Regions from separate parts of the Homo sapiens genome. Here region 2 is linked to region 1. A link is a loop called in an ENCODE intact Hi-C map of the cell type or tissue named here. Cell type or tissue: gastrocnemius medialis. All regions are shown on one strand. Links, peaks and the distances in the headings refer to the core of each region. The heading gives the core; the rest is flanking DNA. Region 1 overlaps PPME1 (protein phosphatase methylesterase 1). Region 2 has its middle 25 kb from the start of KCNE3.

Region 1 (5,379 bases), core at 104-5,103:
TTCCTCATCTGTAGGAGGCACTGCTGATTTGTCTGCCCTCCCCACTCCAGAGGAGTTAGGAGGTCTCAAAGGTTGTAAACGTGCTTTATAAATGATACAGACTGTATCATGTCAGTTATTCTAAGCTTGTTTGATTAGTCATTCTATAAGTCATTATGGAATGGCATCATTCTCATTAATCAGGAAGAAACTGTCTCTGTCAACACTCCATTCACTCCTCAGTCACCTATTGCCTGCACCTGGAAGAATCCAGCCTTTCTGCTAGTCTTGGGTTACAAGGTTTTGCCTGGCTATGGGCTGGAGTTTTCTAGCAAACTGCTGGGAGAGGAAGCCAGCTCGAGGAATAAGGGAGCCTCTTGAGTTGACATAACTTTCTGAGCCCTGGCCCCAGACTGAGAATGAGTTGATTCTGGCTGCTGATGGGGTGGCCAGCTGGAGCAGCAGAGTTGGCTCCAAGATTGCAAACAAAACAGTGACTGCAGGGAGGAGTGTGACTGCGTTTTGCTTTCTCTGCTGCTAGTGTAGGCTCTCTTCTTGCTTTTCCCTTGGTAAAATCTTGACCTTTCACTTCCAACCCCCACTTCTCATGACAGGCCCCTGCATCCAACTTAAGGGTTCTTGGCCCCTCACTTTTGAAATCTAACTAGTCTCTTTCTTGTTCATTCCACCTCCAAAATAATGAGACTATCCTGTTCTCTCAGCCCAGTGGCCACTGTTCTAATTAAGTATACCTGTGTCTTTTCCTTGCCCAATTACAACTGCCTCTTTACTGACCTCTTGGCCTCATGTCTGGCACCCACCAATCCATCTACACAGGCTACCAGAGTGACTTTCCTTTATAAAAAAGACCTGACCTTGTCTTTTTATATGGGGTCATGCCTATTTAATAACTTCTGGAAACTCCTTATTCTTGCCACTTAAGGCCTTTATGCCCTGACTCCCACCTTCTCTCCTGGCTCTTCTCCTATCTCGGCCCATACTCCAGCCACAGTCTTCTTCCTAGGCTGACTTTCAAGTCTCCAGCGCTTGTCTGTGCTGTTCCTTCTGAGATATCTTGCCCTTCCTCCTCCACCTCCACTTTGTGATACTTCAAGGCTCAACTCAAATGCTACCTCTTGGCTGGGTGTGGTGGCTCACTCCTATAATCCCAGCACTTTGGGAAGCTGAGGCGGGCAGATCACTCGAGGTCAGGAGTTTGAGACTAGCCTGGCCAACATGGCAAAACCCCATCTCTACTAAAAATACAAAAATTAGCTGGGCGTGGTGGCAGGCACCTGAAACCCCAACTACTTGGGAGGCTGAGGCAGGAGAATTGCTTGAACCTGGGAGGCAGAGGTTGCAGTGAACCAAGATTGTGCTGCTGCACTCCAGCCTAGGTGACAGAGGAGACTGTCTAAAAAAAAGAAAGAAAAAATGCTACCTCTTGTGAAACCATTCCTGGCCTGTTTCCAAATAGGTTTAGTTACTGCCCACCCCCAACCTTCTTACAACGTGGTCACTATTTCTATCACTGTCTCTCTAGACAATGAGTTCATTTTAAGAGCCTCATTATTTACCTCTGTCTACAAAGTCCATTGGATGCCTGGCACATATTGGGTGCTCGGGTTTGCTTAATCAGCAAATGCTCCTAACAGTATGTTAAGAGCGTGGGGCTATGAAGTCATGCCCCATTCCCCTCATGGCTTTGTCTTCAGTCCTCCCAGTCTCAAGATTCTGTCCCCCATCAGATCTACATCTGCCTCCAAAATGTGCCTACCTTCCTTTTTTGGGAAGGAGTTTCCCTTGGACTTTCACTAGTGTCTATGTGACAGGGCCTTTGGTTTGTCCCAAACATGCTCCTTCTGGCTTTGTGGCAATCCTTCATTCAAGGATTCTGGGATCTCCTTCTTTATTCCCTTCCTGAGTTCATACATGCTGATCTGTAGGCTCTGCAAGGACACTGTTATGGCCAACACATAGTAGGTGCTCGTTAAAGCCATGTTAAGTGAACACATGAATGGTCCCTTCTCTTCTGGGGTGTAATGGAATGCTCAGTAGACTTGGAATCAGAAGACAAAGATGCTGCCACTCTGGCCGTGGCTGTGGGCAAGCCATTTCAAATGTCTGAGCTTTTGCTTCCTTGCCTTTAAATTGGGGATAGTGCCTGTACTTCACAAGGATACAAAGGATGAATGGAGATGAAAGTGCCTAAAACACAACCAACCACAAAGCTCACGAGCATTTCATTCATTCTCAGCCTCCTCCATCAAGTGTAAAGAGGGTTCATCTCCACGGTCATCCTCCTTCTGCTCTTTTAAGTATCTGGTCCAAAATGACTTCTGCCCAGGGTCCCTTGTAGCATGCAGGAACAGAATGATGTGGAAGCAAGCCAGTTTTGAATTCTGACAGTCACTTCCAAGCTGTAGAATTTGGACCTGTCTGCCTACCTGTAAAAGGAACATAACAGCACCTACCTCATAGAGTTGCTGTGAAGATTAAATGAGATGTGTGTCAAGTGAATTAGATGACATTCAAAATTTGAGTGAACCTGATGAACCTGAGTGCCCCTGAAAACCAAGTGATCATGCTGCCCTCTTGTGGACAAGAGGGCACATAGCTCAGCAAAGGCACCCGCAAAGTGTTCCGGTGAGAGAAATCAAACCACACATAAGGAACTTCTCTCCTCTACTAGGGAGCTCATGAACTACCCTGAAATATTTCATCATCAACTAGACAAGAAATTTTCAGACATTGATGCACTTGTTAAAATGCAGATCAGTTCTGATTCAATAGGTCTGACATGGGGACACAGTTCTCTAACGAGCTTCCAAGAGATACTGATGCTATTGGCCCACAGACGGCCCTGAATAAAGTTCCTAACTATAACAATGTAACAGTGTCATAACAGGAACTACTTATTAAATGTCTTACCATGTGCCAGTTAGTGAGAAAGCCAGTTAACCTAGTTTAACTTGTATAATCCTCAAGACCCTGTGGGGTAGGTACGGTTTATCTCCATTTTTCAGATGAGTGAACTACAGCAGAGAGAAAGTTTGTTGCCATACCATACAGTGTAAGGGGTGGGGCTTGGGTTCTAATTTAGACACTCTGGCCCCAGAGCCTGCTAGGAGGAAGCCTCCAACAGTGTGGAGGACCACCCAGGGGGGAGGAGGGCAGCAAAGGTACTGAAGTGATCAAAGTGAGAGATGATGAGGCCTAAGCTAGGGCACTGGCTGTGGGATGGAAAAGAGGGGGACACGGAAAAGAGGATGAACAGGATTTGGTGGTAGACCTGAGGTGGGTGTAAGAGAAGTCATTCACTGTGGGTATCTGGTTTGGACAACTGGAGAGATGGTGATACCTATCACTTATTGAGCCAGGAAACGCTGGAGGAAGAGCAAGTTTCATGGGGAGCAAGTTTCCGGGGGAAGGTGGATTCAGCTTTAGAAACAGTCAATATGAAGTGGCTTTTGGTCATCTGGGAGAGACAGGAGGAGGAACCTGGGCCTACCTGTTCAGAGCTCAGGAAATGATTTGGGTTGTAGATGAAGTTTCACATAAGTGAAGCTATGGTGACTGAGATCATGTGGACAGTGCACAGATTGTCCTGCTCTGGACCAAAGTCGACACAGCCGATAATTAGGAGAGATGGGACTGGAATCCCATCCTGGCTGCAGAGGAGGGTGGCTCTGACCATCCCACTGGGCATTCTGGATCAGGGGACAGGCAGAGCATAACACACTGAAGGGCTATAGGGAAAGGGGTTTCTGGAGTTCCATGACAACTAAGTCCAATGAGCTGTCCCCTGCCCCCATATCAGCAGAAATAAGGACAATTCCACAGAGAAAGACCAGACCAATAAAGGTTGGGAGATATTTATTTTCTTTAAACAAGGTCATAAATAACAAAAAACAAAGTAGGTCCCAGACTCCGGACCATGCAGCAGGACAGGGGTGGGAGGTTGTTGAGTGGAAAGGTGGAGGGGGCTACACATCACCTAAGACAGTCACAGAAAAGATGGGCTTCAGGACACTGCCCCTTCCTGCCCTTGGAAATGGCGTGCCTGGGCAATAGGGACAGGCCACAGTGCTGTGTCGAGGCAGCTGGAAGAAGGCAAAGACTGGGGATGCCAGGCTGTAATGTTTCTGTGTGGAGTGATGTGAAATCCACAAATGGCAAAGAGAAGCTGTAGGTTTGAAGAGGCAAGGGGGCACTGCACACCTCCAGGAACCAGTTATGAAAATGGTTAAATTTGATGATTAAAAACAATTCCATAGGCTTTGGCCTGTGGCTTTGTGCATGGGCTGTATTTAACCTGGGTTGCTCTGTGGCAGGTGAGGGCGCAGGAGGCCCCTGGAGCAGCCTGGCCTCAGCCCAGGGCAGGTGCCCAGACATGTGGGAGTGGGACAGTGGGCTCTCCCAGATGGGAGGCCATGTGCTTGGACCGGCTGGACCTGATTTTCAGGCTCGTTTCTTGTGATGCTATCCACCACCACCGCTCGCTATGGCTAAGGATGGGATCTTGGCCTCTCTGGGTCTTCCAAACCTGGAAGAGTACGACTGGGATAAAACGGTACCTGACTAGTGTTTTATTTGAAAGGGAAAAATAAAGACCACCCCATGCATTGTCCATCCCATGAGGCAGGGCTGGGCCATGCCAAGACAATCTCAAGGAATGGAGGTCCCTGAGCCTGGGAAGACATTTGAACTCAGATGTATCGCCTGATGCTAGGAAGAGGGGCTCAGTATGGCAAATCTGGAGGCTTTACCCTAGGCAACGCAGGGAGAGCAGGCAGGAGCTACCCCAGTACAGGGAAGGGAAAGGAGCAGGGGAGCCCTGGACTGGGGAAGCCGATGTTGGTCAAGGGCCCTGGAAAACAATGCTTTTGGCAGAATACATGAAAAGGTTGGTACATCTCGGGGTGCCCGTCTACCGGGAGCCAGTGTCACATGGCTGGGCGGGATGGAGAGGAGACAGTGGCATCACAGTGGCCTCTGGTGCGACGTATTTACAACAGAGCTCGATGTTGAGGAGGGGTGGACAGCAGGTCACTAACAGCCAGGAAACACACTGTGGAAGAACAGAAAGAGAAGGAAAAACAAATGTAACTATCAATAGCTTTCCCTTGCTTATCTGTATCCTCCAGGAAGCCCTCCCTAATGACCACCAAGGCCCTGGCAAATCTGACCCATTTCACAGCCCTGACCAGAGCTGGACCCAGGGTCTGCTCTCAGTGTGCTGCTCATTTGCCCAAGGCTCCAAATGGTCGAAGGGCCCCAGCCAAACACTGTTTAGTAAGAGAAATTAAGTCTTTATTGTTGGTTCCTGGGATCCATGAATGGTCAGTTGTTAGAGGGATGGCTCAGCATAGGGGTGTCGCTTCTGTGGTTCACTGTCCC
Region 2 (5,379 bases), core at 119-5,118, 190 kb before region 1:
GGAGCCTCAGATGGTGATGCAGATCTGACACCAGCGAAAAAAAGAGGGAAGGAAGAAGGACCAGGCAGGAGGAGCGTCAGGTTTCAATGCAGCTCTGAGAAAGTCTCAGCCAGGCTGATGAGGAGCCCCAGAGCAGAGACTGCCCATTACAGGAGTCCCATGTTGGGCAGGAATGGCTTGACTTTCATACGTCTGCAGAGCTTGGTCAGTGGCAGGGAGAAGGCCAGGGTGAGCATAACCGGGGTGTAAACACTGCAGGAGAGCCCAAAGGTGCTGCTGCCTGAGGCCGGCCACTAACTGCTCTTCTCCCAGCAGGCTCCCTGTGGGAGACCTGAACAGCTCACTCCTGGTGGCTGCCATATCACGAATACCCACACCTGTGTGAATTCCAAAAGTGGACATAATTTAAGCTCAAACGGAGCCCCAAATGTACATTTATTACAATTTTTTGTTGAGTGTACAAAAAGTATTGCACTTGGCACAGCAGCAGCCCCACCCTCACCAGTGGAACAATCGAAGCGAAAAAGGACTAGTCTGGGAAGGTTTCAGGTAAACAAGTGAGTTTTTCTTACCATGATTGTCAACAACAGCCTCCATTATAGATTAACACTGTGTCAAGCTTAGTACGAGAGAACAATTCTCAGGGAGCTTAAGTTTGCAATAAAATATTCCTCACACGAGGCGCTCAGAGCAGACTTTTGAAGAGTTTACATGCCAATCACTGGATGCTCCAAGGAGGGAGGAGCTTCTTAGTAGAACTGGCCCTGGAGGCTACCAGAGAGACCTTGAAATTGATCTGGCAGCCAACTGGGTGGTGCAAGGACATGCTCCACCCCTAGGACCCTGCCAGCCAAGCTGTAGGATTTTTTGAGAGGCAGGCCCAACACCTGTTGTGGCTGCTGGATGAGATTCAAAATATAAGGAGAAAAGACAGAAGAGGAAGGAACTGGAAAAGAGGAATTTGTAGCTAGAAGAAGAAAGACAGCACGCTTTTCAGAACCGTGCCAGAATTCATCCCAGGCTAATCACCTGCCAAAAAAGAGATAGTGTCAGTGGTAGAAAGAACATTGGAGAGGACACTTAAGCTCTGCTGCTAACTCCTCAGCTGACCTTTGTCACTCAATGCCCCTCTGGGCCTGTGCTCCTTGGCTGTAATCTGCAGAGCTAAGCCAGACACCTAAAATTCTTCCATTTGAACAGTCTAGGAATCGAACAACCTTCCTTAAAATAATCTTGGAAGAGCCTAGTATGAAATGGGCGGCGGGGCGGGGGGGGGTTGGCGGGGGAAGGATAAAAAAGAATTTCCTGTGAACTCAGGAGCAATAATATAATACAACCTAATAACCTAACCTAATCATAGCAAGCATTACAACAGGCGGGGGAATCTGGGAATGGGAGCCAGTAACATCTCTAAAGTAGAGGTAATTTCATGATCAAGACATCCAGTGCATTGAAACGTGACGCTGTTCTATCTTTACAGAGTGTGCAGATGGTTGGGAAGGAAAATAGTTCCACCTGTCAGCTGATTCTAAAAGATCTGAGCTTCATATACATTCCGTCAACACATGAACCCCTAATGTCACTAAAGCAAAGAGATGGAACTGTCTCTGTCCTTTCCTGAACGCTCCTCCAGTTTTCTCTTATAAAAGCCGTTTCTACTCCCCTTTAAATCTGCATTCGCAGTTTGTTTTCACCTAGATAAGAATGCTGGGAAGGGAGAGCATACTGTTTTTTTTTCCCCCAGTCCTACTATTTTAGGATTCTAACAACAACAGGGTTGCATGCTCCCTTCTTATTTATTTCTCTCGTTGAGCTCAGAAAATGCCACAGATAAACCAAAACGAAATGAAAAACTGCAGTCAAGAGAAGAACATAATTAGCAGCCAATCAGGAAAAGGCTGTACAATCCCTAGGCCTTTAGATACTTTATCCTCTAGGCTGGGCCCTCCCAGAGAGGATCGGGTTTTCTCTTGGGGTTTCTTTTTGAATTAAGCACCACTGAGGGCTACGGTCCAGAAACACAAACTCTTAATCTAGTCCCTGGTAGACAAACAGGTCTAGGGAGATTGAATAACCTGCAGGGAGAGAGTCCTCTGGGATCCATGGGAGACCAGACTGAAGCAAAGAAAAAAGGGATTGTGGTGTCAGTGAGGACATAGGAGCAGCCACAGGAGGGCTGTGCTGCCTAAATAAATAATGGCATGTTTGGCAGCAGACCCAATTCTCAGACAGGCCTGGAGCCGACAGGTAGGCTGTCTGCTAACACACACTCACCCTTTGGATCTCAGCTTCAATGTTATTTCCTCTGGGAAGCAGGGTGCCACACACAGTTGAACTGGTTGCCTGCTGCACATACCAAGGGTGTGCTGATCACAGAAAATATATTACAGGTTTATATGCTTTTATAAAAATGTCCCGGCAGTTGGTGTTTTAAGGAAAGAGCACTCTTTTTTTCTCTGATTCACAAAAAGGTACTGGACTGGCAGTGACCTTGCTGAGAATCCTTTCCTAATTCTTATCAGAACAGGTTTAGTGCCCCTCCTATCTGTTCCAGAAGGACTCCATCTACCATGGTATTTACCACACTTTATTCTAATTGCCTTTTTACTAGTGTATACACAGTCTAGATTATCAGCTTTTGTGAGTCAGAGGCTGTGTCTCATTTGACACTGTACTCTGGGCCCCAGAACGCTTGGCCCGAGCACAGGCTCAATGGTATTTGTTGAATGAATAAGCAACATATTCTCAGCCATTCCAACGCTCTTGCCTAAGTGGACAGAGAGCTTGTCATAATAGAGTACTAGTCATGTCCAGGGTTTGAGTCCTTGCTCTACCTCTAACTTACTACACGATGTTGGCAAGTCACTTCACCCCAGTATTTTTGATGTAAAATAGGGATAACCCTACCCTGTCCACCTCAGAGGGTCATTATGCGGAGTAGTTTAGAAGTATTACTTGGTAAACTTATTAAAATATTGAACACATGGGAAGTATAGGCCATTCCAGGAAACTTGGACTACAAGGGGTCCAGGACCAGGAGTGACCTTACATCTGAACATAGTTAAGTAGTCACCTCCGGCAGAAAACTAATGATTTTTGGGTCAAGCAATACTTTTTTGGTTGCTAAGGGTAGAAATCTCAAAATGTCAAAAGACACATTTATTGTTTCATATAAGTAAGGGTAAAGTTATAGCTGGACCTCCAGGACAACTGGAAATAGGCACAATAATGCCACAAGGTAGATTGCATGCTTGTCCTCCCCCCGATCCCCACCCCACCTCCCACCCCACCACACCCCATCTGTCAGCCTACCAACTACAGACTGGCTTCCTCCACACTGCAAGGGATGTGGCTACCGATACCTCCTGGCTCCATCTCACACTTTTGCTATCTGAGGGGGACTGAGCCCTTCCCCTTACCTCTAATTTGCAAAATTTCTCTTTGGCCCTGGCTGGAAGAGACATGTTCATCCCTGTGCCAAGGGTGAGAGATTCTGTGATTTCCAGCTCCTACTGGAACTATATAGTTGAAGTGGGGGATCAGTGTTCAAAAAGAAGGGAGGTACTGTTCTAAGAAAGGCTAGGTACTAGGATTTCCACTACAATTTTCTAAAGATCATTCCCCCACTGAGACCTCCCATTAGCAATCAATTAGCTTTGGTTTGGGCTGTGCTCCTCTAGGACCATTCTTTCATATACCCTGAGTTCCTTATAATAGAAGGAAGGGAACAGAAGGGTGCCAAGTGCAGGAGAGGGACAAGCAACTAAGTAAACTCACAGTGTGCTTTCCTCTGCAGACCTGCAATAAATAACCAGAGAAGTGAGCCCTGTGTCTAGAAAAATTTATTCCCTTCCTAGGATTGATAGCAAATGACTTCACCTGCTCAAAGTCAGGTCCTAAATTCCTCTGTGCTTTGGCCAGGTTGCGGCTTGAGAGCAATGTTTGTGAACTACATGTCTGACCACTTTCACTTCTTGTACTGTAGCATCCCCTTCTTGTCTCCTTTTAAGCAGTCCAACTCACATATCTTATAAATGGACAAGCCAGAGTCCCAGAGAGGGAAAATTTATTATCTAACATCATACACTAAAAGGGAGTTCATGGTTAAGACAAGATCAGATTGTAGGTCATCTGACTTGTGTTTTTTCTATTATACCATCCTTTGTTTTTCTGCATGTTTATAACCTAAGAGATGTAGTTCACCTCTTAATCTCACCTTCTTCTGGTTCTTTTGTCTTTCTGGGTCACTTTTTAAGAGGATTTATCAAGGTCAGCTTCACTATACTCCTATTTAGTCACCTCTGGATCCCAGTCAGCTAGCAGTTTTCTTATCCTCTGCTATCAGGAATGAAATTCCAATACCAGAGATCCCATCCTACTGATGCAGTAGGATGCTCTTTAGCAGGAGTTCACTATTTAAGCTAGTCTTAACTTGTAGCAAAATTGCAGGCATCATCCTAGCTAACTCCTACTTACCTTCCAGATATCCATTTAGATCACTTTATTTCAGAAGGTAATATATAAAATGTATACCAAGAATACTTTCTATAAGCAACTCATAGTACCCCATACGTATTAGTTCATTCTCACACTGCTAAAGATAACTACCTGAGACTGGGTAATTTATAAAGAAAAGAGGTTTAATCAGCTCATGCTTCTGCAGGCTGTATGGGCTTTTGTTTCTGGGGAGGCCTCAGGAAACTTACAATGACGGCAAAGGGGAAACAGGCCCATCTTCACATGGCCAGCAGGAGAGGTGGTGGGGAGGTGCTAAAACAACCAGATCTTGTGAGAACTCTATCATGAGACAGCACTAGGGGGATGGTGCTAAACCATTAGAAACCACTCCCATGATTTAGTTACCTCCCACCAGGCCCCACCTCCAACATTGGGGATTACAATTTGACATGAGATATGGGTGGGACACAGAGCCAAACCATATCATTTCAGATGGTAAAATATAAAATATGTATGAGGAATACTTTCTATATGCAACTCATAGTACTCCACACCTCCCCCAGTAAAATATTTAGCACTCTAGACAATCATTGCCTGCTTACTGTGTCTCTTTTCTTCATTCTACTATAATTTCTATAAGAACAGAGGTCATTCCTATTCCCTTTACCGTTATTTCCTCCAGGAAATGTTGCATAAATATTTGTTGAATGAATGACTAGAACACTGACTCTGTGGTTCCTAATTATTTGCACAGTAGCCATCAAATGACAAAAGGATGTGAAATACTTTATAGGTGAAGACATTATGTAGCTGTTGAGGATTTGTTATCCTAAAAGCACTCATTATACCATCTATCACTATAATAAAAGCCTTCTCTGCTTGGAGATGCCAAAAAAAATATTCAGTAGTCCATCCACGAAA

Evidence for each region. A loop is a pair of places that touch in the nucleus more often than their neighbours do. Peaks named below come from ENCODE experiments on the same cell type or tissue, not always from the same donor. Only the 100,000 strongest peaks of a DNase experiment are listed, where the experiment ranks them.
Region 2: it touches region 1 in a loop (12-fold over the local background); 99 of 110 quality-filtered maps call a loop at or near these places.

Annotation. Positions count from the first base shown.
Region 1 is chr11:74,253,163-74,258,541 of GRCh38, reverse strand. It overlaps PPME1 (protein phosphatase methylesterase 1), which reads right to left. Exons shown (of 14, transcript NM_016147.3): 14 at 3,839-5,050. The coding sequence ends at 5,032. It also overlaps a transcript of P4HA3 not described here. Among named protein-coding and RNA genes, the nearest start is that of P4HA3-AS1, 56 kb to the left of the region's middle. In gastrocnemius medialis, for the core only: CTCF peaks have their summits at 2,375 and 2,579 (motif pointing left); DNase peaks (open chromatin) are centred at 420 and 2,587.
Region 2 is chr11:74,440,080-74,445,458 of GRCh38, reverse strand. No RefSeq gene overlaps it. Among named protein-coding and RNA genes, the nearest start is that of KCNE3, 25 kb to the left of the region's middle. In gastrocnemius medialis, for the core only: a CTCF peak has its summit at 2,154 (motif pointing right); DNase peaks (open chromatin) are centred at 818, 1,118 and 2,226; H3K4me3 peaks cover 635 bases; H3K27ac peaks cover 2,929 bases.